Regions from separate parts of the Homo sapiens genome. Here region 1 is linked to region 2. A link is a loop called in an ENCODE intact Hi-C map of the cell type or tissue named here. Cell type or tissue: HCT116. All regions are shown on one strand.

Evidence for each region. A loop is a pair of places that touch in the nucleus more often than their neighbours do. Peaks named below come from ENCODE experiments on the same cell type or tissue, not always from the same donor. Only the 100,000 strongest peaks of a DNase experiment are listed, where the experiment ranks them.
Region 1: it touches region 2 in a loop (4-fold over the local background); 62 of 110 quality-filtered maps call a loop at or near these places.

The regions. Positions count from the first base shown.
Region 1 is chr4:98,935,486-98,943,485 of GRCh38, forward strand. No RefSeq gene overlaps it. Among named protein-coding and RNA genes, the nearest start is that of EIF4E, 10 kb to the left of the region's middle. In HCT116, a CTCF peak has its summit at 4,526 (motif pointing right); a DNase peak (open chromatin) is centred at 4,536.
Region 2 is chr4:99,051,913-99,059,912 of GRCh38, forward strand. It overlaps METAP1 (methionyl aminopeptidase 1), which reads left to right. Exons shown (of 11, transcript NM_015143.3): 10 at 5,841-5,906. Among named protein-coding and RNA genes, the nearest start is that of ADH5, 33 kb to the right of the region's middle. RefSeq lists an enhancer at 2,843-2,912. In HCT116, a CTCF peak has its summit at 4,322 (motif pointing left); a DNase peak (open chromatin) is centred at 4,289; H3K4me3 peaks cover 318 bases; H3K27ac peaks cover 1,221 bases.

The DNA of each region.
Region 1 (8,000 bases), 120 kb before region 2:
AAATTAGGGCCAGGTGAAGTGACTCATGCCTGTAATCCCAGCACTTGTGGGAGGCCAAGGCAGGAGGATTGCCTGAGCCCACCAACCTGGGCAACACCGTAAGCCCCAGCCTCTAAAAAAAAATAAACATAAAAATAAATGATGGATGATAAGGAGGCCATAGGCAGTTGTACCAATAAAACATCAAAATCTCCTGCCAAGTTCCTGGACCTGAGCCAATTTTTAGACCCAAAATCCATTGACTGAAGAAGTTAGGTGCGAGGGAGAAAGGAACCGTGGCAAGCAATGGGGTTAATGATTCCCCAGTTCTTCCCCCAAAATGATCTATGGCTGTTTACTTGTGCAACTGTATGCTTTGTAAAGGGGAACACCCAAGCAGTTCTAATACTGCCGGACTCAGGTTTGACTTGACATTGATACCCAGAGCCTGAAGTACTATCCTAGCCTTCCTGTTTAAGTGAGGATATACGGGGTTCAGGTAATACATGAAAAGCAAATAAAAATGGAAGGTCCAAAATTCCTTAAATGTCTTTTAAGCAACATTAATAGGAGACTATTATATACAGTTGACCCTTGAACAACACGTGTTTGAACTTTGTGGGTACATTTACACATGGACTTTTTAAATATAAATATACTGCAAATATTTTTGGAGATTTAGGACAATTTGAAAAATCTCACAAACTGCATAGCCTAGAAATATTGAAAAAATTAAGAAAAAGGTATGTCACGAATGCATAAAATATATGTGTTAATAGATAGAGTATGTTATTGGTAAGGCTTCTGGTCAACAGTAGGTTATGAATAGTTAAGTTTTGGGGGAGTCAAAAGTTATATGTGAATTTTCAGCTGGGCATCTCATACCTATAATCCCAGCACTGTGGGAGACCAAGGCGGGTGGATCACTTGAGGCCAGGAGTTCAAGACCAGCCTGGCCAGCATGGCGAAACCCTGTCTTTACTAAAAATACATTAGCTGGGCATGGTGTCGTGGACCCGTAATCCCGGCTACTTGGGAGCCTGAGGCACGAGAATCGCTTGAACCCGGGAGGCGGAGGTTGCAGTGAGCTGAGATCATGCCAGTGCACTCCAGCCTGAGCAACAGAGCAAGACACTGTCTCAAAAAAAAAGTGTTTTAACATTTAAAAAAATTAAATAAAAAAGTTATATGTGAATTTTCAACTGCGTGGGGGGCTGAACACCCCTAATTCACACATTGTTTAAGGGTCAACTACTGGGAAACCAACAGATGTGTCTTCTGTAATGAAAACCACACAGAATCTGTAGAATGTAGTGGTCAACGATTTTGTAGATTTGAAATGAAGAGGGAATAGCTGTTTTACTCTCTGGGAGAAGACTATCTGTAAGAGACTTCCAGGCTAATGAAATTGGTAAGGTACTGGCCAGGCATGGTGGCTCACGCCTGTAATCCCAACACTTTGGGAGGCCGAGGCGGGCAGATCACGAGGTCAAGAGATCGAGACTGTAAGATACAATGAATTTCTTTGAACTTCTCTTCAAAGGTTTAGCCTGCTAACTTCCTTGTCCTTTGTTCTCAAACTCAGTTTTCCTGTTCCTCCTTGCCCCTAGTTACTGTAAAACAGCCTACCCCCTTCCTGTCAGCTCTAATCAATAACTCACATCTTTTCCCTTGGTTACCTGCAGCCATTGTTCCCCCGAAACTGCACGTCTCAAACAGTCTCACATGCTTTACCACTGTACCTCACGTCCCCCTGCCCTTCCATATTTAGAAAAATATTTGCAAGTAGCCAATCGGGTCAGCTCAGATTGTGCGGTCCGACCCCAGCCCATCGGGGAGGGACAAAGAGGTAGGGATTGCATTAAGGATATAAAAAAACCCTGATGTCCTTTATTCTCTGTGCTCTTGCGATCTCGATTGACACAAGTGGCACCCTTCTTCCGAAGTAAATTGCCCTGCTGAGACAACTTTTGCCTGAGTGCTGGTTTCACTTTGTGGCACCGAGCATTTATTTCCAGAACATTTTTTTATCCAACAAGACCATTCTGGCCAACATGGTGAAACCCTGTTTCTACTAAAAATACAAAAATTAGCTGGGCTTGGTGGTGTGCACCTATAGTCCGAGCTACTTGGGAGGCTGAGGCAGGAGAATCGCTTGAACCCAGGAGGCGGAGGTTGCAGTAGGCTGAGATAGCGTCACTGCACTCCAGCCTGGCAACAGAGCGAGACTCGCCTCAAAAGAGAAGGAAGGAAGGAAGGAAGGAAGGAAGGAAAAGAAATTGGTGAAATTGGTACTGACATGAAATTACAAAGTGCATTTTAGTCTAAATAAATAAGAAAGAAAAATAAGGTATCAGAGGAATCTGAGACAAGAGAAAGTTGGCTGGAGATAGTTAAAATATTTCTAAGGCCCAGTCTCTTGAGATAGACCTGTAGCCAATAATTTACATAATAATAACAAAAATGACAAGGGAGTGAGTAAACAAGTAGTTCACAGAGCTAAAAGCAAGGCATGATGCAAGGTGTGAATGGAATTAGTAAGTAAAATGTGTTGCCTGGGTATGTAGAATTTGATATTTGTTTTAACAAATTTAAAAACTGTCAGCTGCTACTTTAAGTGGAGACAGAATTTCCCTTTAGCACATTTTTATTCTGAGAAGAATCACAGTAGTGGCTGCTTTTAGTTATGTAAATGTATGGGCAAAAGCATAATTGCAAACTAGGGCTGCTGGTAGACTGCTCCACTTCTCTAATTCTCTCTTCAGCAGCCAAGTAGCTTGGTATTAGGATAGTCCTCTTGGACTAGTAAGTTTCTAGGCTTTTTAATTAATTCAGAGGGAAATGCGACAACAGAAACTACTTCCCCAATAATGAGTGGAAAGTACCAAAATTAAATAAATATAACTGAGGTGTAATTTTAGGGAAGAACAATTGGATTGTGATTTCAACCAAGGAATGTAAAACTATGTGGTTGCAATATATTCTGCCTGAACTAAAAAAGTGCTTTAGCAGAGGAAAGGAAATTGGTAGTAGTCTCCCTGTCATGTTGAAAAGGAAAGTCCAGAAAGATTTGGCTGTGTGTTGCCTGCACTACTCGGGGCCCTAGAATACAAATATGGTAGCTGACTCATGGGGTAAGTATCTCCCTATGTCAGACTAGGAAAGTTAGTGACACTTATCATTATTGAATAGGTTATAAAACTCAAGAACAGGACAGGTGTGGTGGTTCATGCCTGTAATCTCAGCACTCTGGCAGGCCAAGGGAGGAAGATGACTTGAGCCCAGGGGTTTGATACTAGCCTGGGCAACATAATTTTAAAAAATAAATTAATTTTTAACAATAAAATAAATAAAATACATAACCTCAAGGACAACCTTATAAAATTAATCCTGATAATTGCTCCTAGATGAATGCTGATGAAGGTAAGTGAATTCTAAAAACAGTACTAATCTCCCTTCTACCTCACCAAATATGTTTCTTTTCCTGAATTCTTTATCCTGGTTAATTATAAAATCATCTTCCAGTCACTCCTTTCCTAAAATCTTGTCATCATCTCTCCAATGATGGTCACTCTTTCATCCTCCACATCCAGTAAATCAGCAAGGTTTAGCAATTATTATTATTATTATTTTTCAAGACGGAGTCTCCCTCTGTTGCCCAGGCTGGAGTGCAGTGGCTCAATCTTGGCTCACTGCAACCTCCGCCTCTTGGGTTAAAGTGGTTATTGTGCCTCAGCCTCCCTAATAGCTAGGACTACAGGCGCGCCCCACCATGCCGGCTAATTTTTGTATTTTTATTAGAGACAGGGTTTCACCATGTTGCCCAGGATGGTCTTGAACTCCTGACCTCGAATGATCCACCTGCTTCAGCCTCCCAAAGTGCTGGGATTACAGATGTGAGCCACCATGCCTGGCCATATTTTTATGTTCTCAAGTATTCCCTCTCCTCTTCATTCTCACTGTCTTAGTGTAGTGGACATCTATATATCTATAGTTCAGCTTTCTTTTTGTAATACTTGCAATTCTGATCTTTTGGGGACCTATTCCTTCTCACTCTAACCATGTGGTTCTACTGGGACTTGCCTCATGGTTCCCCTTACACCATTATTGGAGGCACATGACCTGGGTGGAAAATTAGAAGGAGTCATAACTGAAAGGGTGAATGCAGACACTTCACTTTATACAAGTCAAGGTTATCGTAGTGGTCATGGTGGATGACTTCTCAACAAGAGTCTCTCACAATGATTAGTCTAAGTCAGAAGTCACCATACTGTGGACATTTAGGGTCAGATAATTCTTAGTTGTGGAAGTTGTTTTATGTATTGTGAGATGTTTAGCAGTATCCCTGGCTTCTATCCTTTAGATGCCAGTGCACCCTTTCTCTAAGGTGTGACAACTAAAAATACTCCAGATATTGCCAAGTGACTCCTAGACAGTGAAATCATCTCAGGTTGAGAACTACTGGCCTAAACTATTTGTGGCAATCCTATTGCTTATTTCATTGGTCTCCAAAAACAGGCCAATGTAAGGTGTAAAAGTTTTGTCCACTAGAGGGCTTCTGGGAAGGTTTCCACAATCCTGAGAAAGTCGACTGGAATTAAGAGCATTTTCTTGAGAGAAGTTGTTTTTATGTGAATACTTAAACTGGCTGCAGTCAACATGGAGGGGGAAATGGAGAAATAAGGAATGTAAAGTAGGAGATAGAATAAATTTTACTCCTTAACTGTTGAGCCGATGACTTCTCTGCATGAGCCTAAAACAATCTTATCTCTGTACTACCACTTATTTTTGAGTATATATGTATGTACTAAAAAAAAAAAAAAAACAGCTCAAATGGGAGTGTACTGTACATGCTTTGTGTTACTTCTTTTTACATATTTGTAGGTGATGCTTTCATATAAGTATATAGAAAGCTGCCTAATTCTTTTCATTGACTGCAAATTATTTCATTTCATAGATAAGGAATAATTCATCTAACCAGTATCTTGGAGTCTTTTATGTGTGTTTTTTTTTAAAAAAAAAACAAAAACAAAAACATTTTTTCTAATGCAAAGAATGGTTCCATAACTTTCCATTATACACAAGTCATTGGAATAGACTTGAGAAGAGGAATTATTAAGACGGACGCCATGGCTCATGCCTGTAATCCTGACACTTTAGGAGCCCGAGGAAGTGGATCACTTGAGCTCAGGAGTTTGAGACCAGCCTGGCCTACGTGGTGAAACCCCGTCTCTACTAAAAACACAAGAAAATTAGCTGGGCGTGATGGCACACACCTGTAATCCCAGCTACTCAGGAGGCTGAGGCAGGAGAATCACTTGAACCCAGGAGGAGGAGATTGCAGTGAGCCAAGATCATGCCACTGCACTCCAGCCTGGGTGACAGAGTGAGACTCTGTCTCAAAAAAAAAAAAAAAGACAAATTATTAGGTGTGCATGTGTGATTTTCATAGATATTATAAAATATCCTGGGAAGAGATTGAATTAACATTCTCATTATCAACATATGGTAGCCTCATACTCTGATTAATAAATTATCAAACTTTGAGACGTAGTCTCGCTCTGCCACCCAGGCTGCAGTGCAGTGGCGCGATTTCGGCTCACTGCAACCTTCACCTCCCGGGTTCAAGCGATTCTCCTGTCTCAGCCTCCCAAGTAGCTGGGATTATAGGCATGGGCCGCCATGCCCGGCTAATTTTTGTATTTTTAGTAGAGATGGGGTTTCACTATGTTGGCCAGGCTGGTTTCCAACTGACCTCAGGCGATCTGCCTGCCTCAGCCTCCCAAAGTGCTGAGATTACAGGCTTGAGCCGCTGCACCCAGCCAGTTATCAAACTTTTTGTGCTTTGGTAATTTCATGAAATACTATATGCAATGTAATTTCAGTTTATATAATAAAACTTGTCAGAATGAAAATGGAATCATTTGTGTAAAACCCTGGCAAATGGAAGGCCTTGAAAGGAGGGTTGTCACGCATGTATGCCTAATAACAAGAACTATCACAAAAGATAGCAAAAAACATGACCTTACACAGAGGCTACTTCAACCTCATACAAAAAATACTTCTGTGAAAAATAAAAATACTTCTGTGAGCACATGTGCTGAGCAACTGCCTGTCCAACCTTGGACTGACACCATCCTCGTTATTGGTCTCTGTAGGCAAAGATAATTGTTTCAAAATAGTTATGTAATCCCCCTCATTTTTCACTGAAAAACCCTTTTACCTCCCAGAACATGCTCCCTGTATTCCCATTGCAAGGCTCAATCCCCAAAACTATCATTTTCTTTTATAGAGTCTCTCTCTGCCTGTTATTTAGGTTGACATAATCTGGTGTCAAGAAGTGGGACCAAAGTGAGCTCACCTTGATGGATCGGTGACTCCTGGAATCACATGAAGTTCCCACATTGAGCCCCTTTGAGCTCTCCAATCCTACAGCTCACCTTTTCTGTCATGGTGAATCTCCTCTCAGGTTCTTGAACTCCCTCATTTTGGTGAGTTCTTTTGACTTTCTTTGGGATTTGTTTTGGATAATGGCTGCCTTAATAAAGGACCTTGTATCTCTCTTGAGACTAGAAAATACATTTTTTCTGACAAATCCTTTCTGGTACAAAGATATTTTATCTTTCTGGAGAGTATACACTTCTGATTTCTATAAAATTTACCTCATGTATTTTCTGGTGAGTTCTTTTTTTTTTCTTTTTGCATGCCTTCGCAGCCATTATACAATTCAGTGAGTCCTAGCTGAAATGTAAAAACACCTGAGAAACTAACCACTAAATTTGAGGCTTTAAAAAAAAAAGGTAAGAGAGTTTTTTTCTTTTTACCAACTGCTATAGGGATGTAACTCAGATCCAACCAGTGAATTTATGTTACTATATTTTACAGTCTCATGAATACATATAAAAGTGAAAGCTATAAGATCTTTGTTAACATATGTGTTTATGTATGTTATATGTTGTGTATACATGGCAAAATCTGGCATAATTGACCAGAAATCCCTTAAGGAAGCCTATTTAGATTGGCTTAGAGAGAAATGGGTACTCATGTAAAATTATATCTAAAACTGTTGAAATATATAGTAATTAACCCAAATGCCTTTTTGTTTATGTGACTTAAGTGAATCTTTGATAAATAAGCTGGTTTTAAATTTATCAGTAAAATAGAAATGTTTTTAGAATTGTCAGCATACATTCTTGCCTGCACTTATTGTTCAGACAATTTTTATATTTGTTCTAGCTGTTTTAAAGTGTCAGGATTCGACACACAGGTCATAAAACTATAATTCCAGCCTTAAAAGCAAAATGATCTTTGATGGTTAATACTGAGTGCCAATTTGATTGGATTGAAGGATACAAAGTATTGATCCTGGGTGTGTCTGTGAGGGTGTTGCCAAAAGAGGTTAACATTTGAGTCAGTGGGCTTAGGGAAGGCAGATCCACCCTTAATCTGCTGGGCACCATCTAATCAGCTGCAGCTAATATAAAGCAGGCAGAAAAACATGAAAAGGAGAGACTGGCCTAGCTTCCCAGCCTACGTCTTTCTCTCATGCTGGATGCTTCTTGTCCTTGAACATTGGACTCCAGGTTCTTCAGTTTTGAGACCTGGACTGGGTTTCCTTGCTCCTCAAGTTTGCAGACAGCCTATTGTTGGACCTTGTGATCATGTAAGTTAATACTTAATAAACTCCCCTATATATCTATAAACATATATATATATGTATGTATGTTACGTATGTATGTATGTATGTATGTATCCTATTACTCTGTCCCTCTAGGGAACCCTGACTGATACAGTTTATGTCACTTTTTTTTTTTTTGAGATGGAGTTTTGCTCTTGTCCAGGCTGGAGTGCAATGGCACGATCTCTGCTCACTGCAACCTTTGTCTCCCAGGTTCAAGTGATTCTCCTGCCTCAGCTTCCTGAGTAACTGGGATTACAGGCAAGCGCCACCATGCCTGGCTAATTTTGTATTTTTAGTAGAGACAGGGTTTCACCATGTTGATCGGACTGGTCTCGAACTC
Region 2 (8,000 bases):
AAATCCTTGTTAGGTGAGAGTTTATTTGCTTCTATGTTTGAATCAATGGGTGGGAAGTAATGATGATAATACTCTGCATTTAAACTGTACAGGCATACCTCAGAGGTAACTGTTTGGTTCTAGACCCTTGCAATATAGTGAATATCACAATAAAGCAAGTCATACAGATTTTTTGGTTTCCCAGTGCAGTGCATAAAAAGTTATGTTTATACAGTAGTCTATTGTGTGTGTAGTCTAACAATGCACAACCCTTGATTTAAAAATACTCTATTGCTAAAAAATGCTAACAGTCATCTGAGTCTTCAGTGAGTTGTAATCCTCTGGCTGGTGAAAGGTCTTCTCTTGATGTTGATGGCTACTAACTGATCAGGGTGGTGGTTGCTGAAGGCTGGGGTTTGTATTACATTCTCACATTGTTAGAAATTCCTGGTAGAATTCTTGTTAGAACCTGGGTAATTTATAAAGAAAAGAGGCTTAATTGGCTCACGGTTCTGCAGGCTATACAAGCATGGCAGCATCAGCTTCTGGAGAGGCCTCAGGGAACTTACAATCATGGCGGAAGGCAAAGAGGGAGTGAGTGTCTCACATGGTGGGAGCAGGAGCAAGAGAGAGAGTGCATGGGAGGAGAAACAACCAGATCTCATGACAACTCATTCACTGTGCAGTACCAAGGGAGGTGGTGCTAAACCATTCATGAGAACTCTGCGCCCAGGATCCAGTCACTTTCCACCAGGCCTCTCCTCCAACACTGGGAATTACATTTCAACATAAGATTTGGGTAGGAACACAGATCCAAACCATATCAGGGTTGTTGTGGCAGTTTCTTGAAATAAGACAACAAAGTGTGTCACATTGATTGACTCTTCCTTTCACGAAGGATTTTTCTGTAGCTTGTGATATTGTTTGATAGCATTTTATCCACAGAACTTCTTTGAAAATTGGAGTCAGTTCTCTCAAACCCTGCTCCTGTTTTATCAACTAAGTTTATGTAATATTCCAAATCTTTTGTTGTCATCTCAACATCTTCTCTATGGGTAGATTCCATTTCAAGAAACTACTTTCTTTGTTTATCTGTAAGAAGCAGCTACTCAACTGTTCAAGTTTCATCATGAGATTGCAGCAATCCACTCACATCCTCAGGCTCCATTACTAATTCTAGTTCTCTTGCTCTTTCCACCACATCTGCAGTTACTTGCTCCACTAAGTTTCAAACTCCTCATAGTCATCCAAAAGGGTTGAAATCACTTTCTGCCCAACTCATGTTAATATTGATATTTGGCTTCCTCTCATGCATCACACAATTTCCTCCCATGAATCACAATTTTTTGGTTTTGGTTTTGTTTTTGTTTGTTTTGAGACAGGGTCTCACTCTGGTTGCCCAGGCTGGAGTGCAGTGGCACGATCTCAGCTCACTGCAGCCTCCACCTCCTGGGCTCAGGTGATTCCCCCACCTCAGCCTCCTGAGTAACTGGGATTACAGGCACGTACCACCCTGCCTGGCTATTTTTTTTTGTATTTTTAGTAGAAATGGGATTTTACTGTGTTGCCCAGGCTGGTCTTGAACTTCTGGAGTCATACATTCCACCCGCCTCTGCCTCCCAGAGTGCTGGGATTACAGGCGTGTGCCACCACACCCAGCCTACAAAGTTTTTAATGGCATCGAGAATGGTGAATTCTTTCAAGAAGGTTTTTCAGTTTACTTTTGTCCAGATTCATCAGAGGAATCACTATCTACGGCAGCCTTAGAAAATGTATTTCTTAAATAATAAGACTTGAAAGTCAAAATTCCTTCTTGATCCATGAGCTACAGAATAGATGCCATGTTAGCAAGCATGAAACCAACATTCATCTCCTTGTACATCTCTGTTAGAGCTCTTGGGCGACCAGGTGCATTGTCAGTGAGCAGTAATATTTTGAAACGAATCTTTTTCTCTGAGCAGTAGGTTTCAGCATTAATATTATTAATTATATTAACTATATTATATGTTAATTATATATTAATATTATTAAAATATTCAGTAAACCATGCTATAAATTGAGGTGCTGTCATCCAGGCTTTGTTGTTCTGTTTCTAGAGCACAGGCAGAGTAGATTTCGCTTCATTCTTAAGGAATCTTTAGGAATGGTAGATGAGCATTGGCTTCAACTTAAAGTCACAAGCTGCAGGATCCCCTAACAAGAAAGTCAGCCTGTTCTTTGAAGCCAGTTGTTGACTTCTCCTCTCTAGTGAGAAAGTCCTAGGTGGCATTTTCTTCCATTAGAAGGCTGTTTTGGTCTGCATTGAAAATCTGTTTGTTAGTATAGCCACCTTCATCAATTATCTTAGCTATATCTTCTGGCAAATTTGCTGCAGTTTCTACATCAGCACTTGCCGCTTCACCGTGCACTTTTATGTAATGGAGACGGATTCTTTAAACCTCACGAACCAACCTCTGCTAGCTTTCAACTTTTCTTCTGCAGCTTTGTCACCTCTCTCAGCCTTCGTAGAATTGAAGAGAGTTAGTGCCTTGCTCTGGATTGGGCTTTGGCTTAAGGGAATGTTGTCGGTTGTGTGATCTATCCAGACCATTCAAACTTCCTCCATAACAGCAGTAAGACTGTTTTACTTTCTTGCATTTGTGGGTTCAGTGAAGTAGCGCTTTCAATTTCCTTCAAGAACTTTCCCTCTGCATTCACAATGTGGCTAACTCTTTGGAACAAGAGACCTAGCTTTTGGCCTATCTAGGCTATTGACATGCCTTTCTCATTAAGTTTAATCATTTCTAGCTTTTGATTCAAAGTGAGAGACATGTGACTCTTCCTTTCAGTTAAACACTTAGAGGCCATTCTAGGGCTATTAAGTGGCCTAATTTCAGTATTGTGTTTCAGGGAATAGGGAGGCCTGAGGAGAGGGAGAGAGAAGTGGGGCAGGCTGATGGAGCCTTCAGAACACACACAAACATTTGTTTGCCGTCTTTACATGGGCACAGTTTGTGGTGCTCCAAAACAATTAAAATTTTAACATCAAAGACCATTGATCACAGATCACTATAACTGGTGTGATAATAATGAACATGTTTGAAAGATTGTGAAAATTACCAAATTGTGACACAGAGACATGAAGTGAACATGCACTGTTGGAAAAATGACATTGTTAGACTTGCTCAGAGCAGGGTTGCCACAAATCTTCAATTTATTTTTAAAAAAAAAAGCATCTGGTCAGATGTGGTGGCTCATACCTGTAATTCCAGCACCTTGGGAGGCTGAAGCAGGCGGATCATTTGAGGTCAGGAGTTCTAGACCAGCCTGGCCAAAATGGTGAAACCACGCTTCTACTAAAAATACAAAAATTAGCCGGCCATGGTGCATGCAACTGTAGTCCCCAGCTACTCAGGAGCCTGAGGTGGGAGGATCACTTGAACCTGGAAGGTGGAGGTTGCAGTGAGCCGAGATCGTGCCACTGCACTCCAGCCTGGACAACAGAGCAAGAGTCCATCTCAAAAAAAAAAAAAAAAGAGAAAAGAAAGAAGGAAGCAGTATCTGTGAAGCATAATATAGTGAAATGCAATAAAACAAGGCATGCCTGCATATTACAGTCATTCTGTGAGAGACTATAGATCAGGTACAAATTTTTTAAAAAGTACCTAAGAGTGTCTGCGATAGTATAGTCACTCAGATAATGTGTATTTGTTGAGTGAGGTATGTTGGGAAACTGAAACTTTAATCAGTGTAAAAATTATTGAGAGATATGTTACATGTTGTTTTAGTCTTTGAAATCCAAAGGGCTTTTGCACTGATAGCCTCAGTTCTGATTGGTCACTTTTCAAGTACTTTCTAGCTATACATGGCCAATGCTGCTGTTCTGGACGGCAGAGTTCAAGAGTCTTTCATCCTTTTTACTTTCTGTGACACCACACTGACATTCTTGACGTTTTCTTTTTGGTTTCTCCAAGGAAATACAGACCAATTCTGTATATGTATTAAGCATGTCATTTTGAAAGTTTATGAATTTAGAAATTAAAAGTCAAATGTTTGTTTTTCTTTTCTTCCTTTTTTCAAATGACCTTAGGATTTTATAACAGTTTAGAAGCTCCAGATTTGAAATCTGCAGTAAGTGTATTTTGGCAATACCTAAGATAGTGGAAAGCAGCACGATAGCTATTCATCTGGAAAGTTATGCAGGAATATAAACGTGTAGGGGAGGTTAGACCATTCCTGGAAAGAGGAGAGTTTAGTTGAGTCAGCCTCAAAGGGCGGGCAAATTTGCCATTCATAACAAAGTTGCAGATCAGAACAACCTCGCAGAGGAACCCTGAAAAGCTGATGTATTAGCCATCTGGTGGTCAGGTTGGGCATTGCAGTCATTCACTTAGCTGATACCCTTATTAGGTTTTGTTTAACTTGGAATTTAAATTAGTTCTCCATTTTTGTCTAAAAAAGCCTATTCCTAGTTTTAACATTTTTGGCATTTTTGAGGGGTATGGCAGGTCTGGTCACTGTAATTTATTGTTGTATTGCTCATGATGATCCTGAAAAAAACTTACATTAGTGAACTTGGACAAAGAAGCTAAAAAGTACTTGGAGAGAGAAATGGAGTTTGCTTTTTTGCTTTGAATTAAAAAATAATGGTCTCCTTAGTTGTTTGTTTTTTGTTTTGTTTTTTGTTTTTTTTGTTTGCTTGTTTGTTTGTTTGTTTTTGAGACGGAGTCTTGCTCTGTCGCCCAGGCTGGAGTGCATGGCACAATCTCGGCTCACTGCAAGCTCAGCCTCCCGGGTTCATGCCATTCTCCTGCCTCAGCCTCCCGGTAGCTGGGACTACAGGCCCCCGCCACCACGCCCAGCTAATTTTTTGTATTTTTAGTAGAGACAGGGTTTCACCATGTTGGCCAGGATGGTCTCGATCTCCTGACCTCGTGATCCACCAACCTCGGCCTCTCAAAGTGCTGAGATTACAGGTGTGAGCCACTGCGCCCGGCCTTGTTTTTATTTTTGAGAGAGTCTTGCTCAATCGCCCAGGCTGGAGTGCAGTGGCGCAATTGATCTCAGCTCACTTCAACTTCTGTCTTCTGGGTTCCAGTGATTCCCTGCTTCAGCCTCTTGAGTAGCTAGGATTTCAGGTGCACGCCACCACACCTGGCTAATTTTTGTATTTTTAGTAGAGACAGGTTCCGCCATGTTGGCCAGGCTGGTCTCAAACTCCTGACCTGCCTCAGGTGATCCACCTGCCTCGGCTTCCCAAAGTGCTGGGATTATAGGCATGAGCCACCGCACCCAGCTTATTTTTTAAAAAGTAGGTTAATGTGCATAGATTTTGTTCTTCTTTGAAGATGAGAAAAACACAACAGCTTATGAAACATTATGAAAATCATGTAGTTTCTATGGGCTGTGCACCTGTGTGCAAACACATGCTTACCCCCCAAAGCGGTGGGAAATTTCTGGCATAATCTGAAACATCTGTCATTCTCCTTTGAGCTTCTCTACCCGGATGAGTAGTGGAACTCTTGGTTCTGTGATTGCAATTCTAATCATGAGGTAATAGAAATCAAGGCACTTTTCTTTTATTCTTTATTTGCCACTTTTCTTTTTATAGAAGTGATACTCATCTCTGAAATACAGCCTACAAATACCTCTGTTTTCCTAGAGAACACATAAGCGTAATTGAAATGTGCCTAGGACAATACGTGCACCATATTAGATGGCTGCCAGTATAATACCTGTTTGTTGAACTTTAAGAAAGGGAATCAGGGTAATTAATTTAACAATCACTGATGGGAATTTGAGTTATGTACTCTTTCTAGTTAGCTGTTCAACAGTACACTGTTGGTTTTGCTACCTTTTGAGATTTTTTTCTTTGATTTCAGAAAATAAAGCAGTTGGAGTGATGAAGTCGGGCCATGTATTTACAATTGAGCCAATGATTTGTGAAGGTGAGAAAAAAGGATGCCATGATATTTTTCAATTGAATTTATATGTATTTTAGGTAATTCATCATGTCAGTGGTCTTTTCTACCTGCTTGCTTTTTGCTTCCTACTCACTCCCTGTCCCACCTCAAACTTGATTCAGTATCGTGAAGAACTGAAAATTGTGAGGGTTGGCAAGAACGGCATGGGTTCTGCGTGGTAGTCTTCTGTCAGGAGATGCTGAAATGCTTGAATTCTGGTCCCTTTTCATAAAGATCATGTCAAAGGGTGCATTGTAATAATGAGGTGCCCAGGTCAAGTCTGTGCGGACGTTCTTGCTTGATGTAGGAGAGGGAAGAGGAGGGAACAGAGCAGAGCATTGACGAGCCACCCAGTTCGAGGCAGACATGATTATATGATTTAATTCTTCACAATTTATAAGGTAGGTGTTACCCCATTATAGAAACTAGGAAACTGGTCCTTGAAGAGGGTGGGTAGCTTGCCTGTAACTTAGCTTGTTACTTGGCAGAATTTGTCAGACTCAGCTCATGAGCTGTTCTGACCCTTCATGGTCTGTACTCATGTCATCACGTGGCATCATATAGCTATTGTGGGGAAAGCACACCAAGGACACTTGGAAAGCACACTTGGCTCTGGCAGCCTCCCCACTGTTGTCATCTCTTCCAGACAGGCTTGTAGCAGTGATAGGAGACTGGGAGTCACAATTAGGGCTCCTCACCGAGATTTTCAGAGTGATTCTGGTAATGGAGCTTTCTGGTTAGGGGATGCAAAGTGAGGCAGTAGCAGTAGAGCTTGTGTGTCCTGAGCCCTGTTTTAAAGGATACTCCCTCTCTTGATCCTTCCAGTCTTTTTATAACCCAGTCTTGGGAGTGACTTCTATATTGTCTTTCTTAGAAGTGATTCACTGAATCCAGCCCGCACTCAAGGGGAGCAGGAGCTCACACAAGGGCCTGCATGCCAGGAGGCTGGGGATCACTGAAGTCACTTTAGAGGCTGCCTTCTAAAGCTGGTTCCTTATTGCGTTTTCTGTAAAATGAAAATTAGAATCTCTATCTTGCCAACACCCAGGGCTGCTAGACTGAGATGATTTATGTTATGTTATATACTTTAAAAGACTGCACAAATGTGCAGTAAAGTTTTTGTCATCCTCTTATAATAAGGATAAAGTTCTGATCACGTGCAACCAGTTGTAAAGATGGTAAGTATTTAGCAGTGAAAAGAAAGATAGTGGGAGGAAATTGTCATTTTGGCTACGTATTTCCATTAACTAGCACCTGGTTGGTGAGCCATGATGTAGTGTTTTCAGTAAGCAAATAACTTTCTATACAGCCAGCACAGGTAATTAATCATCAAATTATAGCAGATATACTTGAAGTGTAACTCAGCTAGGTTAAATCCCTGGACTAGAAAGTCTCAAATCTGCAGGAGAATTTCCTCAGAATAGCCAAATAAGTTTGACTTGACATTACTAAAAATCCTGTTTTATCAGATCACAATAAAATTACAGTAGTAATGTTTTAAATTTGTGTAAAGGCCATTTGTGTAAAGGCCATTACATTGAAAAACATCGATGTACTCATCTTTAGTTGCTTGATGAGGCATGAGTTAACTTTTTTAGGCCGCCTCGTATTTTCTTTTTAGCCTGGGATTTAATATTGCAAAAGTAGTTTACTTCACTACAGAGTTTATGTTCTGGGATTTGTCTGTCTGAGGCAGTGAGTCCTAGAGGTAATATGTTTCACCTAAAGATTACTCAAAATGAAGAAAGTATTGATTTTTTTTTAACATCTAATTTTGAAAGAAGAAAGCTCGCAAATACATCTTTTACAGTAGTATCTAGAATTGCCTTTCTCATTCCACCTCTGCTTCACATTCTCTTGGGCCTTTGCTTTCTGCTTTCCCTCATTATGACCCCTTCACCCCCTTTCCCTCCTTTCTCTGAGTTTTCTTTCATGGCCTCCCAGATTCACTGTCCCTTTGCTTCCCTTCTCTGGTTTCAACTCCTGTCCAGACCATTCTGCTTCATATTTTTCTTATGCTCTCACACCAGTCTTTCTTTTGCCCCTCTTTCTGATTCCAGGGGTATAGTTCACAAAAAT